Regions from separate parts of the Mus musculus genome. Here region 1 is linked to region 2. A link is a loop called in an ENCODE intact Hi-C map of the cell type or tissue named here. Cell type or tissue: left cerebral cortex. All regions are shown on one strand. Links, peaks and the distances in the headings refer to the core of each region. The heading gives the core; the rest is flanking DNA.

Evidence for each region. A loop is a pair of places that touch in the nucleus more often than their neighbours do. Peaks named below come from ENCODE experiments on the same cell type or tissue, not always from the same donor. Only the 100,000 strongest peaks of a DNase experiment are listed, where the experiment ranks them.
Region 1: it touches region 2 in a loop (1.9-fold over the local background); 4 of 42 quality-filtered maps call a loop at or near these places.

Annotation. Positions count from the first base shown.
Region 1 is chr16:21,307,721-21,313,353 of GRCm38, reverse strand. No RefSeq gene overlaps it. Among named protein-coding and RNA genes, the nearest start is that of Gm16863, 14 kb to the right of the region's middle. RefSeq lists an enhancer at 1,659-2,965. In left cerebral cortex, for the core only: no CTCF peak of the experiment used is centred there; a DNase peak (open chromatin) is centred at 2,437; H3K4me3 peaks cover 789 bases; H3K27ac peaks cover 872 bases.
Region 2 is chr16:21,243,366-21,248,998 of GRCm38, reverse strand. It overlaps Gm16863 (predicted gene, 16863), which reads left to right. Exons shown (of 5, transcript NR_046162.1): 5 at 1-1,500. Among named protein-coding and RNA genes, the nearest start is that of Mir7680, 9.9 kb to the left of the region's middle. In left cerebral cortex, for the core only: a CTCF peak has its summit at 2,965; DNase peaks (open chromatin) are centred at 373, 2,164 and 2,950; H3K4me3 peaks cover 1,160 bases; H3K27ac peaks cover 206 bases.

The sequences.
Region 1 (5,633 bases), core at 163-5,162, 65 kb before region 2:
AGTATTACTGAAAGGGATCCATCCCCCCCCCCCCCCCGGCCCAGGCTTACTGGGCTGCATGGAGCCCTAGAGCACACCGTCTAATAGAAACAGATAGATAGATAGATAGATAGATAGATAGATAGATAGATAGATAGATAGATAGATGAAACAAATAATTTTAAATTCTGTATTCAGATGATATATTTTATTTAAGCCAATCTCTCCATAACATTACCACTTTAACATTAAAAATATGTACATACACACACTTTATTTTGGGTTTTGAGTCAGGTTTCTTTATGTTACTTGGGCTGGACTTGAACTTACTAGCCCTGCCTGGCGTTGAACACATGATCCTTCTGCTTTAGACCCTAAGTGTTACCATTGCAGACAACATAAAAATCAACAAGCTAGCTTACGTTACTTTTTAGAATACCAGATCATCAAAATCTGTTATGTATTTTACACATCGTATCTCAATTGAGAGTCGTTCTAAGTGCCTAGGTGGCTATCATATTGAACTCATAGGGTAGCTGAGTTGGTACATGGCTGGATAGACCATAAGAAGAGCTGGGAAGGACCCATGCATAGGGACTGAAAGGTTTCAGGTTAGACCAGTGGCAGCTGCAAGTAACCACAGCTTCTTGAGAACGCCCTGTAGCATGTGAGGGGGCACTCCTGGCTGAACAGTTTGGAGGCTGCCCACAAGCTAGACCAAAACATCTCAGAATACTGGAGACCCAAGAAGAAAAACCCCTGTCAGGAAGGACTGGGAGGGTTGGCCTCCTGCCTCACCTGAGACTACAGGTCACATAAGTAGGGTCTACAGTGTGAATTTCCCTCACCAGAGAGGCAGACAGATTATCCCAGTTCTGGTTGAAAGAAAGCTGGGGGACCCTGAGGCTGTTTTATGGGTTCTTCTGGCTCCTCTCTCTGCAGCAGTCACACCAGGTCCTTCGTCTGCTCCCCCACCACTCCCTCGGCCCATAAAGGGTAATGAAGCTGATGTTAAAATAGTTACATGAAACCCACTCATTTGAAAGGGCACCTGCTTTAAAGGCCAAATTTCCTGAGCCCAGGTTTATACATTAAGCTACAGAAACCCCTAATTAATTCAGACCCCACTCACTTCTGACTTTGCCTCTAGCTGGTCTGAAGCCTTTCCTTTCCCTCTATCTATGAAGAAACAGTTTGCTAAGCAAATAAATAGTTCAGGCAGGATCACAGAGGCAGGTCTGGCTCACTTCACTGTTTTCAAGAACTTTAAAAAGTTTGCTTGAGCAGTCCTCTTCCCAGAAAGTTAATGAGGTCATTACAGCTGGTCCCTATCTTTAAACATTTCTATTCCCAAACTACCTATGAACTGATGTGGCCCTTGGAGGGGTGAGTCCCACTGTGTTCAAACAAGGAACTGAATATATAACTGAGCACATAGTAGGTGCTCATTGTTTGCTGAATGAATGGAAGTAGACACAACAAATAATCTCTCTCTCTCTGTCTGTCTCTGTCTCTGTCTCTGTCTCTGTCTCTGTCTCTCTCTCTCTCTCTCTCTCTCTCTCTCTCATTTCAGGTGAGAAAGCTAAGGCTCAGAGAGGTCATTTGTAAGGCACTTTCAGAGTCAAAGGGCTCAGGGCATCCCTAGAGCTGGACCAGCCAGGCTGCCATTAAAAAATGAGTCCAGGGTTTGAGGTTATGCTTGGTGCAGGGGCACCTTACTCTGTTGTACTATTATAGTGTTAACCCAGCAACAACGGATCGGCTGAATTCTTGAGGAGCAACACCGAAACCCCTGATTGTCCTTTTATAATAGCCTTTCCCCTGGTTACAGGTATCAGCTCTGAAGCCTGTCTCTGAAATCCCTGACTGTGACCCCGATCTCCAGCCAAGGGTGGACTTTGGGATGTCAGGGACAGAGCAGATCAGTTGTCCCCTTGCGGGAGAAGGGATGAGAAAGGAAGGCTGCTCCAGACTGATCTGGACCGAGTTGCTCCTGGGTCCTCTTTCCCCAGGAAGGATGGGTTTTGTTCTCCAAGCGTTCCCTGGCTCCAGATCAGGGCGGGGTGGGGGGTGGGGCGCAAATGTTGTCCACTGACTCCTTTCCCTTGATGAGGGTAGGGTGGAAGCGAAGGAAAAAGGGGAAGACAGCCTGCGTGCTCTCTCTGCCCTTTGTTCTGACGGCTCTGCCCGCCTGGAACACCGCACAGGGAAAATTCCCTGACCGTGAGATCTGCAGGCTGCAGGGTCCCCGGGGAGGGCCGGGCCCCAGGCTCTTTGGAGCTGCAGCTGGAAAGAGGGGTTGGGTTTCAAGGAGTGGGGCTGGGGGAAGGCAGCCTGCCTTCCCGGCGGTGAAGGAGCTGGCCCTGGGAGCCAGCGGTGCCGACAGCTTCCTGTCGAGAGCTGGCGGCCCACGTGACCGCTCCCCACTCAGTGGATTAGGGGGTGAAAGGCCCAAGAGGGAGGGGACGGGAGGGGTGCCCAGGCGCTATCTGCTCGTCTCGGGGAGTGCTTGCAGGGCAGAGCACCAAATCCGCTTTTGCTAAATGAATTCGGCTGGCTCCTTGTCACACGGTCCAGCGAGCTGCCTCTGCCTAAAGAGGGAAGGAGGAGAGTCTGGGCTCTGACTGGGACTACGGGCCGCTAGTTTAAAGTCCCCTCCTCCCAACCTGGCCACACACATCCCCACAGTGCTTGTCAGGGAGGAAATGTAATAGTTACAGACCTGCCGGTGTTGAGGAGATGGGATCCGGCTGCGACACAGAGAAGACTATGTGGCAAGCTTGAAAAGCTATCTAAGTGTGTAGCTCTGATCTCCTGACCTCCTGACCTCCTCGACCCCGCACTCTACCCCCACCTCTGACAGGTTCCTCCTCTAGGTCAAGTGCAGCCGCCCTGACAAGGACATCTGGCCTAATCTTAGAGCCGTTTTCTGTTTAGGCGTTATTGAACTCCTTCTGTGTGTGGAACTGGGCACAGAAATGTGCTGGATACTGATCTGCCTTAAGGAGAGAGACTTAAGATGAAGTTTGAGCATAGTAGGGTAACCCAGGGTGCAGGCTTAGAGTTCAGAGAGAAATTAGGGCCCAGTCTAGTAGACAGTTTGGAAGAACAATTGTCCATTCAGCCTGATTGATAGTGCTTCTCTCCCGTGCCACCTCTTTCTTGTTCCCAGAGCAAAGAGGTGACCTAGAACCCCACAGATCTGTGGAGGTTTCTGAGTCAGCTGAGTTCACTCTCTGGTTTGCCACACTCTTTTCATTCTTTCTGAATGTCATAGGGTGGGGGGATCGGAAGATGCCACACAGTGCTGGCCTTCTCAAAGGAGGACTCACAGTCCCAGGCAAAATTTCGCCTGACCCAAGAACACTTGATCCACCAGCCCTCCGTTAAATGCTGCCTTAGGCTGGAGCAGTGGCAGCCTCCCCTTGGTGATCAGTGGTATGGCTTCACTTGTCCTGTGGGTGGTTTCTGTTCCAGATTCCATTTCTATGGTTGATATAGCTCAGAGTCCTGTGAAGTCAGAAAACCATGCTTTCCCTTCCACTAAAGGTGATAGGAAAAACAGCTGGGTCCCCTGGAGCCAGGAATGGTTGAAGATGGGGTCTTATCTGTCACTTCATTTTGATCAGCATCTGCTTTATAGAGATTGACCTCTCACCCAGGATCCTGATAGGATTATGGAGTGATAACTGGGTGAACTGTCTAGGAGTTGAGTTGTCCTGGAGGAGCCCTTCAGACCTAGGAGGCTTCTTTAAAATCAGCTGCCAGTCCTGTCCTGTCCTGTCCAGTCCCCATCCCTCCAGTACACTTAACATTTCTCACTGGTTTCATTTAAGACCTGCCCAGGTACCATGACCGAGATCTGGATGAGGACGCTGATGGCTATCCTTCAGGATCTTCTATTAAGAATTTGCACAATGCTGGGCATAGAGGCACACAGTTTTTAATCCCAACACTTGGGATGCAGAGGCAAAGACAGGTAGATCTCTGTGAGTTTGAGGTCAACTTCAGTTACATAGTGAGCTCCAAGACAGCCAGAGCTCCACAGTCTTCTCCACTCCCTGTCGGATACTCTTGCCCATCCATCAGCCAACAAGCAATAATAGGTCATTAATAGGTCACTTCACTTCTCCTGCACTCAGTTTCCTTGCCTATGAAATGGTGACTGTAGCAGACAAGTGTGGTTGCCTGGCAGTCTTGAGAGCCCCTACCAAAGACCAGCAGTGCCTACTTATGGGTGCCCTGGTGCCCCATTCACCCAAGCCAGAGACGATGCTTGATAGTTCAACTGTTGCAGGTCAAATATGGGGCGGGGCACAGCGGGTGGTGGTGGGGGAAACCCCAGTGGAAAGGGGAGCATTCTCAGGACTGAACAGAGTGAACCTCTGGCTCCACCTCCCTGCCTTAACTAGTCCAAATAGTCTTGAGTGCTGAAAAATCCCCCAAATGTTTCTAAGCAAAGAATCCCCCAAAGGAGTGGTTTCGTGTCTGGGGTTACAAAGACTTTGTTACTTCAGCAAAGCGCACTACAAGCCATTTACTGGCTTAATTTAATTATTTATGATAACACTTCAGAGTAAAAACTACACTTGTCAAAATAAAGGGGACTTTGTGCTGCAGTGACCCAGATTTTATTGTTGCACTGCCTAATGCCCCGAAACGTGGTAATCGGCACCAGAGCTCCCTTCCGCTCCGCTCAGGCAAAGGAGCTCTGATGGAGGCGGCTGACACAGACCTCCACACCTTCCTGGAGGGATTTCAGACTATCCTAGCAAGGCATTGCAGTTCTGTTCTCCTAGCTAGCTGCCTCTCCTCCTCCTCCTCCTCTTCCCCCTCCTCCTCCTCCCTCCTTCTCCTCCTCCTCTTCCTCCTCTCCCTCCTCCCTCTCCTCCCTTCCCCTCCTCCCCTCCTCCTCCTTCCTCTCTCTCTCTCTCTCTCTCTCTCTCTCTCTCTCTCTCTCTCTCTCCCTCCCTCCCTCCCTTCACTTGACCCTTAGCCTTTCCCTGTGTGCTCAAGGGGTCACTGTCTTTCCTTGCACATGCAGGCCCTCCTGGTAGTATGTTTTCTCCATATCACCTACCACATTAAGGTTTCCTAAATCAGTCTGCAGGGCAGACTATCAGATAATCTAAGAACTCATTTGGATGCCTGGGATAGTCTGAGGAACCCCCACTAAGCTTAAAAGTCACTGTCCTTCCAGAGCCATCTCGAGGTCTCCACCTAGTTGGGCATGGATCCCTTTGCGGGCCTCACAGCCTTGGATCCTTTCCTAACATTGTAACCCAGTGAGTTCTTGTAGAAAGTTTGCCTCCAACCTCAGCCTTACTCACCCATGGGGAGGGTCTGCCCAGTTAGAGCTCCGTGAAGGAAGGGCAGTTTGGTGAGTCCCAGGTGGGACTTGGAAGAATAAAGTTTGCTTAGCTATGCAGACACCAGTTCCTAACCTCGTCAGTCCTCATTCCTAGCGAGCACATTCTTCCTTTAACAAAAAATTGTCCTTTTGGACGAAAGCCTTTTGAAGATGAAGCCTTTTCAGTCACACTGTGTGATGGGCCACCAAGAGTTGGGAGAGCACAGTTAAACACAATGAACTTGGAATCTGGCCTGTCTGTGCACAATGAGGTGGCCAGACCCAGTCTCGGGTGCTTTTTCTG
Region 2 (5,633 bases), core at 361-5,360:
TAACTTCCCCAAGGCCACCCAGCAAACGAGCCGTAGAATTGCCTTTTATCGTGGAATCAAGAGCTTCCGGAAGTTTCCGGCTCTCCGGAACTTCTTCCTTCTGGTCAGGGTCCTTCTACTCGCAGCCCAGCCAGGTGCATATTAGCATAAAACATCCCTAGGTGGGACTCTTTCCGCCCTGGCGGCTCCCACGCCCGCGCCTGCTGCCGGGCTCTGGCCTCTGCCTGGGCACCGGCTCCTTGCCCGCTTAAGGTTCGAGCACCTGCCGGGAGGCGCGGGAAGCGCTCGCCCGGGTACGGTGCACCCTCCCTGGCTGGGCCCGCTGCCCGGTGCTCGCAGCGCTCCTGAATATGGGACGGCTTGATTGACCTTGGCAAGAGGCAGCCAAGCTCCCAGAGGCTTGCCCTCCCCATCCCCTCTCGGCGCTGGCGCCAGAGCTCTGGTTTCTTCCGCCACTACCTCTAGCGTGCGCCCAGACAGGATTTTGGGGAGGGGTCTTGGGAGGAGCCAAATCCGACCCCCCATTGCGTCCTGGCTGGCCCGAGATGAGCTAGTGTGAGCGTCTTCCTGCAAATTAAGTCGTCTCGGCACTCTCCATCCGGAGGGCACTGGGGCAGCAGTCGATGTCTCGGCGGACCCGCTGCTTCCTGAACCAATCCAAGCCAGCTCAGGGTCAAGAGGGGGGTGACAATTGGGCCCCTCACTAACTTGAATCTAGCTAGCTTCCAAAGGTTTCCAAGAAACCCTTCTCTTCTGCCCCATCAGCACAAACAGCCAGAGAACAGATCCAGTTCAGTGGTGCTATTTCTTCGGAGACGTCGGTGGTCCTTAGACAACGCCATCTCTCTGTTTTCCCACGTGTGAATCTGGGCAACAGTATTGTCTTGTTTGTTTGCCTGGCTGGCTTTCCTGAAGATCCACTAAGCACCCTCAAAGCACACCGCGGGGCCTTCGTATCCTCATCCAAAGGGCTTGGAGAACTCTGGGACAGTTCCCACCGCTTAACAAACGTTGCCTGTGTCTGTCGTTTTCTGTTAAAAGAACTTGAAGCCCTCGCCCTTTGATAGAAGGGGGATGAGAGAATGTAATATGCTTTAACGACTGAGATGAAGAATTTTGGAATATAATTGTATTCTGGGGAAGGGGTGGGGGAATCCTAAACTCCCAGATTTTCTCAGGAAACAAAACTCAAATGAAAGACCGGTTCCCAATGTCTGCTGTTTTACAAGCAATGTGGTTTGTTGTTGCTTAATTACAATCAGACCCATTTTATAGAGGGAACTGAGGCCTGTAAAGTAATGCTCCAAGATTACAGACTTCTAGAAACAATGGCGTTAGTGACAAAATCCACTCCTTGGCATCCTACGTTCTGTGCTTTCCTTCCGGCCTCTGAGCTGCCGTCGGGCATGCCTATTTTGCGCGCGTTGCCCTTTCTGTGTTTTCTCCTGTGCTTTATCGCTTTCTCCTTGGTACTGGTGATTAAAAAGTAAAAAAAGAACCAAAAAGTGTATGGCCTGCGTTACTGTGCTGAAGGAAACGGAATGGGGAGTGTTTAAACTGTCCCTGGGTTCAAAATAGGCAGGTTGTGGTGGGGGAGAAGGAGCCTGGGGGCCCAAGCAGGGAAAGTGAGATTCCAGCAGCTGGAGCCAATGAGTGTCTTCATAAGCCCTCAGATCCCCTCTGGCTGTAACCAGGAGAGCCTCAACACAAGCCCTTAAAACCCGGAACGGGGACAAATGTCACTCTCCTAAACATTGCACACTTGAGACCCTAGTCAGCTCCCAAAGTGTCCAGCTAGGGGCTTTGGGCAGGATGCTTGGCCCACAGGTGGCCCAGCACTAGGGTTGTGCCCTAGTGTGAGTAGATGTCTGGCAGACAGGGCACCTCCACGGAAGACAGACAGGCATTCAGAGGGTAAGGCTGGGAGACAAAGGTGGGGAGGAAGCGCTAAAATGGACATGGAACCCGGGGGGAGAGGCGGACAAGGGAACCATTCAGAGGGCCAGAGAGCAAAGGGAGGCCTCTAGGGAGAAAGGAGAGACAGATAGCAGGGAGAAAAGAGACAGGCAGGCAGGCAGAGGCAGGGGAGGAGGAGAGAGAAGCCAAGGGGAAGAGTGTGGAGGGGTAGCGAACTCAGGTCGAAACTCAGACCCGCGAACCGGGAAAAGAGAGCAGAGAAGCAGGGAGAGAGGGCCGCAGCAGAAAGGAAGGGTGCGGGGGAGGGGAGCGTAGCCGAGGGAGAGCGCAGGGAGGCGGGGGCCGTGAAGGATCGGGAGGGGAAGGGCGAGGGAGAGACGCCCAGGAGAGCTGAGGGGCCTGGCGGTGGGACTGCGTGCTAAGCCTTTCTCGGTTTTTGGGGGGGTGGGCGGCGGATCTCCGCCGAGATAACCCAGCCAAGCCCCCTGCTCCCCGTCCCAGCGAGGGGCCGCAGCTGTATAAATACCGGGGGTGGGGGAGCCGGGCTGCTGCCCAGGGGTCAGCGACACCGGAGAAGGCTTTGCTGTCATTAGCTAATTGAGCCCCAGATGTTAAGAAAAGGTTACATCCTCCTCCGGAGAGTTTTTCTTTTTAAACACTTTACACAGAGTCCCCGGCCAAAAATGTCCAGGAGGACGCTTCCCGCTCGGGCCTCCGCTCCCTCCCTGTGCAGCTTGTCGCGGGGGAATCCCAGTGGCCTGCCCGGAGGAGGGGCGGGGACCACCGGCGGCGGAGCCAGCCCGAGGGCCCGAGAGAAGGCGACGGGGAGCGGGGACCCAGGGAGCCCGGCTCGCGGACTCCTAATCCCACTGAAGGCTGCAGATCAAAGGCGCTGGTGCGCTCCCAGGGCGGGTGGGGGTGGGGCAGGAGGGCCAGCGGCCAAGCCGGGCTTCCAGGCTGAGGCTTCCAGGCCCAGGACTCAGACTGTCACTAGGGTGAGCTGGCCGGGCTGCCTCTAGCGCCTCTCAGAAAGTCGTCAAAGCGCCCCCACAGGGCTTTCACGGAACAGAAAAAGGGGGTGTGGTGCCTGTCTTGCAGAGAACAGAGCTATACATAAACCAGGCACTTGACAAGTATTCTTTCAATTAATCCTCACAGTAATCGAATGCTTTTAAAATCTTTATTATTCTTAGTTCATAAAAGAGGGAACAGAGTCCCAAAAGGTTAATAAAACTTTTGTCCTAGAACACTCACTTGCGTGGACAGAGCTGGAATTCAACTCAAGTACTCAGGGACACCTCCAGTTCTACAAACCCAGCCCCTTCCCTCTTCTTTCCCATCCCCTTGTTTTGTCCTTCCAATCCCCCTAGGCATCACAAGAAGCGAGCCACCCACCTGTGGCTCTGGCTCGTGGGGGAGGGAAGAGAGTGCGGTGCCAAGGGCGTGCCCATCGTGGCAACAGCTACAGGCTAAATGTGAAGGATGGGGCTGGGCAAACATGTGCCCGGGTTGAATCGCAGCTGAAAGAATGTTCATGCTCCCCCTCCCCAGAGGTGGGGCTCTCTTCTCAGAATAGAACCAAGCAAGTTGGAGCTGGAAGGGGCCTTCAAGAAGATGGGAGTCACCCTTCTTGTATGACAGATGTGGAAGCTGAGACCCAGGCAGTAAGTCCCACCCCACCCCATGCTGGGGGTGAGAGCAGACCCAGAGCGGTGGGACCAACACCCAAGGGAGGGTTTCCATCCCACTGTAGATATAAGGGAATGGAAACTGAGGTAGAGATTAAAATCAGAAAGGACCCAAGCTGGGGAAATCCATCCTACACCTTCAGGAATCAGACCCTGCCTCCACCTTGTTCCCCAAATGGCCTAAACACTGACGTCTTTGCAGAATGCCCTTTTGAGTGTGTGTGTGTGTGTGTGTGTGTGTGTGTGTGAGAGAGAGAGAGAGAGAGAGAGAGAGAGAGAGAGAGAGAGAGAGAGAGAGCTGGTGGCTCTTCTGGACTTTGAGGGTCTTATGATGCAAGATAGAGCTGGATCCTCAGACTCCCTTGGATTTCCTGGGGCCAGAGGTGCAGCTCCCCTCTGGGTGGGGCCAGAGGCCTTGTCCAGCTGCTCTGTCCCAGACCTGCACCTGCTTCACCAAGGATGGTATCTCTCTGTCAACGCTGTGGCCTCCCAGCTCAGCTCCACACCAACTCCGAAAGCCTCTTTCTCCCACTGTCCCCTTTCCCAGCCCCCAGGGACAGGACAGAGTAGTCCTGTCTCACCTTTTGGTGCCTCCTTCCTGACTGGGGTTCGATGGTTCATCCATAACTGCAGTCACCAGACTTGTTCCGGTACTTATAACTTGAAGCAAGAAACTAGCACGCAGCCAACTGCCTTTTCAGGAGCTTACAGTCTGGAAGAAGGCAGAATTAGCCAAATATAAATATAATATGTTTGTAATTACACCCTGGTGTTACACTTGTAGCCAGTAGGCGCTTTAAGAAGCTGTAGCAATAACACTGTGTTATGGGATGACTACTGAGAACACAGAGGCTAAAATTAATAATGATAATAATTTCAAAAAGAGAAGGGTTGAGGCAACCCCTCAGGTGCCATCATGATCACACACGCAAGCCCACATAGCAGTTAGTAAGCAATGGCTGTCACACGATAATTAATATATAATGGCAATAAAAGAAACCTCATTGGTGCCCTCTGGGCTCCCACCTGGTTCCTTGGAGCCACTCCCACAGTTGACCTCCCACTAAGTCAGTTTTATGGATCTGTGAAAATTGTCTGGATAGCTCCCACCTCCTGAGGTCAAGGCAGGAGGAATCTGGGGCCCTCCCCTGTGTGCTGCTGGATATGTGGACAGCACCTCCTGGCTTTGAACCATGGACCCTCTGAGCAGATGGCTATCATCTCTCCCACCATTCTGGGTAGGGCCTGATCCAGCTTTACAGTTTGCAAAGGCTGGAGGCCAGGCTAGAGAGGTCTGGCCTCATTGAGTCTTCCCAGCCCATGGGGCAGCATCACAGATAGTATTGCCACAACCAGATCCACTGAGGCAGAGCACAGAGCACACCTGGAACCCATCAAGCCAGGAGAGATTCAGCTCTTGGCACAAACAGAGCAAGTGGAAGGTTTGCTTTGGCTGCCTTAAATTGTCCACATTTTAGAGCCTTGGACCCAAGGGCCTCCAATGCCCCAATAGACAGACAGGAAGACAGACAGGCAGAAAGACTGTGACATCAGGGGCAGGTCCAGACTCATCTCAGTTCCTTGGCACCTCTGCCTCAAAGGCCTCTCTCTCTCTGATGTTGAACAGCACAGGAGGTCTTCCTGAAGCATGCAAGCTGTTTGTTCCCTGGAGCCATGCAGGGTGGCCATCAGAGTCACTAAACCCCAGATCAGGAGGGCAAATGACCTGCTCAAGGCCATTGGGTTTGTAGGTGGCAGACCTGTTTGCTACCAGGGCCAGTGGGGCCTCATCAAGGAAGGAAGAAAGACTTGGGATTGCTGTGAGGAACACAAAGCACACAGCGCTGTTGTAGCTTGAGACACCAGCTCCTGACCCCCAACTGTTCAAGGCAGCTATACCCCCCAGGTCAGTGTCCGCTTGACCTTGGTGGGAGAGGGGGTGGTTGTAGGCTCCTGCCAAAGCCTGGAGAAATAAAAGGGACCTTGTCCCGCCCCACACAGGGCTCATTCTCTCTAGCCAGCCCAGCC